2 separate regions of the Homo sapiens genome follow, and region 2 is linked to region 1. A link is a loop called in an ENCODE intact Hi-C map of the cell type or tissue named here. Cell type or tissue: tibial artery. All regions are shown on one strand. Links, peaks and the distances in the headings refer to the core of each region. The heading gives the core; the rest is flanking DNA. Region 1 has its middle 350 kb from the start of LINC01243. Region 2 overlaps LOC105376013 (a long non-coding RNA gene).

Region 1 (2,919 bases), core at 128-2,627:
AACCCCTGGCCTCAAGAGATCCACCCACCTTGGCCTCCCGAAGTACTGGGATTACAGGTATGGGCCATCATGTCCGGCTGATCAGGCGAGTTTTATCCTAAGTATGTAAGCCTTGTTCAACATATGAAAATCAAGCAATATAATATATTCTTAACAGAATAAAAAATAAAAGAAAAGAAAATTACATGATTGTCTCAATAGATGCAAAAGAGCAACTGACAAAATCCAACACTTTTTGATGATAAAACACTCAACACATTAAGGATGGAAGGTCACTTCCTCAATCTAGTAAAGGGCGCCTATGAAAAACCTAGAGCTAATATCATACTTAATGTTCAAAGGCTGAAAGCTCTTCCCTAAAAGCATAAACAAGATACAAATGTCTACTCTTTGCACTTGTATTCAATAATGGGCTGGAAGTTCCGGCTAGGGAAATTAATAAGAAAAACAAAGAAAATGCATAATATTGTAAGGAAAGATACTTTGGATTGTCAACAGCAAGATGGTCACCTAGAGTTGCCTGGGGCTTGTTTCCCCCAATAAAAAGACCAAAACAATAAATAAGCAATTATATTTCCATTGGAGTGACTGAGGAATTACACTTCAGAGCACGAAGAAAGTGACAAAATCCCTGTGTAGCACAGAAGCCCAGAATAGCACTATAAAGAGCAGAGTGAGGCATTCACTTCTGCCACAGTCTTCCCTATCTAGTTCAGCCCAAAGTCAGAAGGAACTTGTTCTTACAGGAAAATAGGTAAGTTAGAGAGCCCCAGCAGGTCCCATTGTCACCACAAGCACCAGCAGTTCTTGCTACAGAAGGGCTCCCCCAGTCATCATAGGCCTTGCATCCTGTGAGGATTCTTGGAGAGTAGATAGGAGTTCATGTAGCTGCATGGTACCAGAGTAGGCATTCACTCTGAACACCTCCCACCCTGCCAGCTAAGTTGCTATGGCATGGCACCATCTTGAAATTGAACTCACTGCTAGAGTACATCCTGCCTGGGGGCCAGAAGCAACTGATTCTATGTATCCCTGAGGCCCTGCCATCATTTCACCTTGCTCACACAGGTGCTTCCAACAGCAGGATTTTATCTTTCTGGAACCTAGGCAGGATGAAAAGACTAAGATTTTCAGTTGGAACCTACATGGCACCCCATCCCCTCCAGGGACACGTGGAATGCCATAATGCGAAAGCTGCCAAACAGCTGGCCACCCTCTCACCCATGTGCACCTGCACCTCACAGCCAGCTGGCCCCTTCTGTCCCTGTGTACCAGCACCCAGCCTGAAAGCTAGCCAGGTGACAGCCCTGGCCGCTGATACACCACCACAGAGCTGCCTCGCCATGCCATATGTATGCCTGCTGGCACGCCAGTCTGGACAGCTGGCCTAGTGGTGTCCCTGTCTCTCTGGGCAGACCAATGCAGAGCTGCCTGGTCCTGCTGCGACCACATGCACCTGAGCTCAACTTAACAGCCAGCCTAGTGGCAGCCACCATTTCAAAACAGAAATGAAATAGAAAGTAAAAAAAGCAAGTCAAAGGTTCAACAAAATGAAAAGTTGTTTCTTTGAAAAGTTAAACAAAATCGACAAACCTTTAGCTAGACTACGAAAAGAGAAGACTGAAACAAATAAAACCAGAGATAAAAAAGAGACATTACAACATACCACAAAAACACAAAAGATCAGTTTGAACAAAGAGATAGCATGAACAACCATACACCAACAAATCTGATAATACAGAAGAAATATATATTATCCTGGACATATAAAACCTACCAAAATTAAACTATGAGGAAATAAAAAATCCAAACATACCAATAAGGAGCAAATAAATTGAATAAGTAATAAAGGTCTTCCATGAAAGAAAAGCCCAGAACCTGATGGCTTCACTGACAAATTCTGCCAAACATTTTAAGAAGAACTAATATCAATTTTCCTCAAAGTATAACAAGAAACTGAAGAGGCTTGAAGTATACCAAAAAATTGAAACGCATTTTACAAGCCCGGCATTACCCTGATTCCAAAACCAGACAAGAACACAACAAAAAAGGAAAACTACAGTACAATATTTCTAATGAACATAGATGCAAAAATGCTCAACAAAATATTAGAAGACTGAATTCAACAGCACATTGACAAATGTGCAAAAAGATGATTTACTATGATTAAAGGGGATGTATCTTAGGGATACAGGATGGTTTAGCAGACACAAATCAAGAAACATGATACATCACATTAACACAAGAACAATAACCATCTAACCCATTTCAATAGACACAGAAAAGACATTTGTCAAAATTAAGCATACCTTCATGATAAAATCTCAACAAATTAGGCATAGAAGGTATGTTCTTCAATACAATAATGACCGTGTATGACAAATCCACAGGTAACATCATGTTGAATGAGAAAAAAAAAGTTTAGTAATGCCACAGGCTAGACAGAGGCAACAATTTAATAGAACTGAAAGTTCAAGGATAAAGCCACACACCTATGGTCAACTGATTTTTAATGAGCACCAAAGCCACATAATGGGGGAAAGAATAGTCTTTTCAGTAAATGATGCTGAAACAATTGAACATCCTCATGCAAAAGACCCTTTTGTAATTCATCTTGGTTCCAATTCTTTGTCTCATCAAAAATAAAAGGATAACTTAATCAACTTCTTATTAAATTTTTTGATGACATTTTAATGAGATTTTTGTCATAGAATTTTGAAGAATTGAAGAATTTAAAAGAATGATCTGAACTTGTTATAAAACTTCCATTCCCATCTACGTATTTGTAGGATAAATAAATTGTTATGTTATATGGAAAAAATAGAAAAACAGAAATGAAAACAATAAACCCTGTCTTATTCAAGCAATATATAGTATTCTTCCATAGAAACATAAAATAATGAGGGAAAGCCCTATTAA
Region 2 (2,919 bases), core at 253-2,752, 100 kb before region 1:
AGTCTGGCTGAGGCAATGGAAATACTGGGCACCAACTCCAGTATATGGAAGATTTTTTTTTCTTTTTTCCAGAATCAAAGTCCTGGCTTCCTCCTCAAGGAGCATCTCATAACAAAAGCATCCAGAGTTCGGGCTGCTTTGGAGGAGCTTCACAGGGAATTTAACAGAATGCAGGGTGGAATGAGGTGAGTAAAGCAGAGGTAAGTGAAGCCCAGGGGACTGATGGCCTCAGTGCTGGGGATGTATAGACAGGGTAAGAGCTGAAGGCACCTTACCCCAGTGGTACATATTGGTGAGACTCAGTGTTGCCTATTGCTTTTGTCTATCTTAGTCTCAGAACTGAAGGCTGTAGAAATTAAATCAAATGCATGTTTAATTAATTCTTCAGGGTTTGACACCTACACTCATTTTCCAAAGCCACAGATCAGAAGATTTGTGATGTAAGCTTGTCAACGATGCTTTGGGCTTTTTAAATGTCTGAGTGAGTAAATTCCATTGGTTGGGCATCCAGATGGAAAGCTGCTCAACACCTCCTCCACATTACCAGTGGAGCAGGAGCTAGACACTATGTGGATATAGAGGTTACTTCCGATGCAGGCTGGGAGGTGAGGAGAGGGGTTGACATTGTGCAGGAGTCAGTAACAGAATTTGTAGACTGAGACTGAGATTGTGCCTGGCATACATGAGCTTAATCACATTTTTGAAACAGACAGTGCTTAGATTTGGTCTCTTCTACTTTTGTCTATCAATAAAGCCTTTCTTAAACTGGCCTGTCCTTTATCATCCTTCTACTTCTTCTAATCTAGTGTATCATTTTTGCCACTAACCTAACTAAAAATGAATAAGGTATTAGATAATGGTTTAAGCTGCAACACTTTTCAGAATGTCAGTAAGGCATGCTTGGAGATCTTCCTTCAAAGATTTCTATACTGAAATAAATGAATGTCGAAAGTCAAATGACTGCTAGTAACAATTGGTACATTTGACCAGTGGCCGCTAGGACTTGTGGGAGAGGCTCAGGTGTTATTATTATCTATCCCTGTCAATAAAATCTGTTCCTAATTTCCTTGAGTGACTTTTCATATGAACATATAATCAGGCTATGTGCATGTCCTTTTCATGTTATGCTAATGAAGACTTCTGAAGAAGAAAGTAACCAATAGTGATTTTTTAAGCAGCTTTGCATATGTGATGGGAGAAATATATACACAAAAAATTATTCTGAATGGCTTATACTTAACCTGAAACTCTCTGAAAAAAATTTACAAAAGAAAAATCATCACACAATTGATGAACTCCTTGATGTCATCAGGCTCTCTGATTAGGTGTGAGTATCCATGGGACCCCTGAGTCCCTGATATCTAAAAGATGAAACCAATAGCTCATCTCTCTCAAAGAAGCCAGATTCTTGGGGCTCCTGCCTGGCTATAGGCATGAAGAGGTGGAAGATGCCCAGAGTCACCATGTAGCTATCCACAGTTCACACTGGAAGACTTGAAAGTGAAAGGGAGTGTTATTCATAACTACACTGGGAAAGCAGGATGAAACCAAGACTTTCCCAGATGAACTGAGACATATGATCTCCTTAGCATTGCACTCTGTCCAGCTGGATAGCTTGATTTTTAAATACTGCCTGGACCTCTTGGCATCAGCAAAGAACAGGTTAGATTGCCCCAAAGAGCACTCTGTAGAACATGGCCCATGCTACTACCTACAGTCTGGCAGCATCACTGGCCTCTCTGCTACAATATGTTCTGATCTTACTTGTAATAAAATAGGTCACGAGACTTATTGAGTACATTAAAAAAGAAGAGTTATCTGGGTAGTGAACACACGTGGACCCAGGTCTCGAGTCTTTAGGAATTGATAGGTTTTACCAGAAGTCTTCTGGAGTTCATTTTAGAAAGCAAATCATCATTGATGGCCTGACATCAGCTGCTACCAAGTACCAAGGATAGGAGGTGGGGAACTTGCTTTTGGCAATGATGTATAGCACCTGCCTTAAGTTTGTGGGTGGGCACATGCTGCTTTAACAGCTTGGGCAAGTGCCCCAAGGCTTCCCAGCATGGCCTCTGGAGTCAGAGTGCTTGGGTGTTAATCCCAATTTGCTCACTTAGTATCTGTGTAGGCAAGGCACTTAGCTGCCTCGTTCCTCAGTTGTCACAACTGTGAGATGAAAATAATAACACTAACAACATTTATAGCCTTGTTTAAAATATTAGAAACTTGTAACAGTGACTGGCAATGAATATTAAAGGATCCCATGGTACCTATACCCTCAGTTCATGACAATGAGTAGAGCTGGAACAGCTGAAGCCCATTAAATAGCCCCCATTGCTAAAACATTTGTGTTTTACCATCTCCTGGTGCAATTTATGTTGATCATTTTTCTGTTCCCTTAACAGCAGCTTGGTAAGGCACATATTTCCAGCTGAGAGATCGGATAGAGAACTTTCACTCTTAGAAGACTCATTAGGAGTTTGCTAAAGGCAGGGGTAAGTAAGTCCCTTGCCTTGACTAGGCCAGATTCTTTTGGGATAAGCAATGAGACAGAAATTTTAGTGCATCAAGTCTAGGAGCCATTCAAGGAATTATTCTGTTGCCTTTTATTCTCTATTTGCAATAGCATCACACAACACTCAGGTATCATCACATTTGTTTTAGCTCACTGCATGTGAGGTGAATTCTTCCAAAAGTGCTAGCAGGTTTTCCTTCATTCCCAAAAGGGAAAATGAGTTTGCTCATTTCCTGCTTTTGTGGGTGAAAACCCAGAGACAAAATTGTCTACCACAGGATAATTCTAAGTAAACCGTTTTCTGACTGGTTTTATTATTCCTGAGGAAAGAAACAAGTCGAGATCAATAAGTGGTTCCCTTTTTTGAGGTTGGCATTGGAAAGTAAGCTGGCAGGAGTTTGAAC

What was found. Hi-C counts contacts between places; a loop is a spot of excess contacts. Peaks named below come from ENCODE experiments on the same cell type or tissue, not always from the same donor. Only the 100,000 strongest peaks of a DNase experiment are listed, where the experiment ranks them.
Region 2: a loop joins it to region 1, with 2.5 times the contacts of the local background. A loop is called at or near these places in 1 of 110 quality-filtered maps.

Annotation. Positions count from the first base shown.
Region 1 is chr9:31,729,017-31,731,935 of GRCh38, reverse strand. No RefSeq gene overlaps it. Among named protein-coding and RNA genes, the nearest start is that of LINC01243, 350 kb to the right of the region's middle. In tibial artery, for the core only: no CTCF peak of the experiment used is centred there; DNase peaks (open chromatin) are centred at 873 and 1,399.
Region 2 is chr9:31,833,797-31,836,715 of GRCh38, reverse strand. It overlaps LOC105376013 (a long non-coding RNA gene), which reads left to right. Exons shown (of 3, transcript XR_929549.2): 3 at 73-2,449. Among named protein-coding and RNA genes, the nearest start is that of LINC01243, 450 kb to the right of the region's middle. In tibial artery, for the core only: no CTCF peak of the experiment used is centred there; no DNase peak of the experiment used is centred there.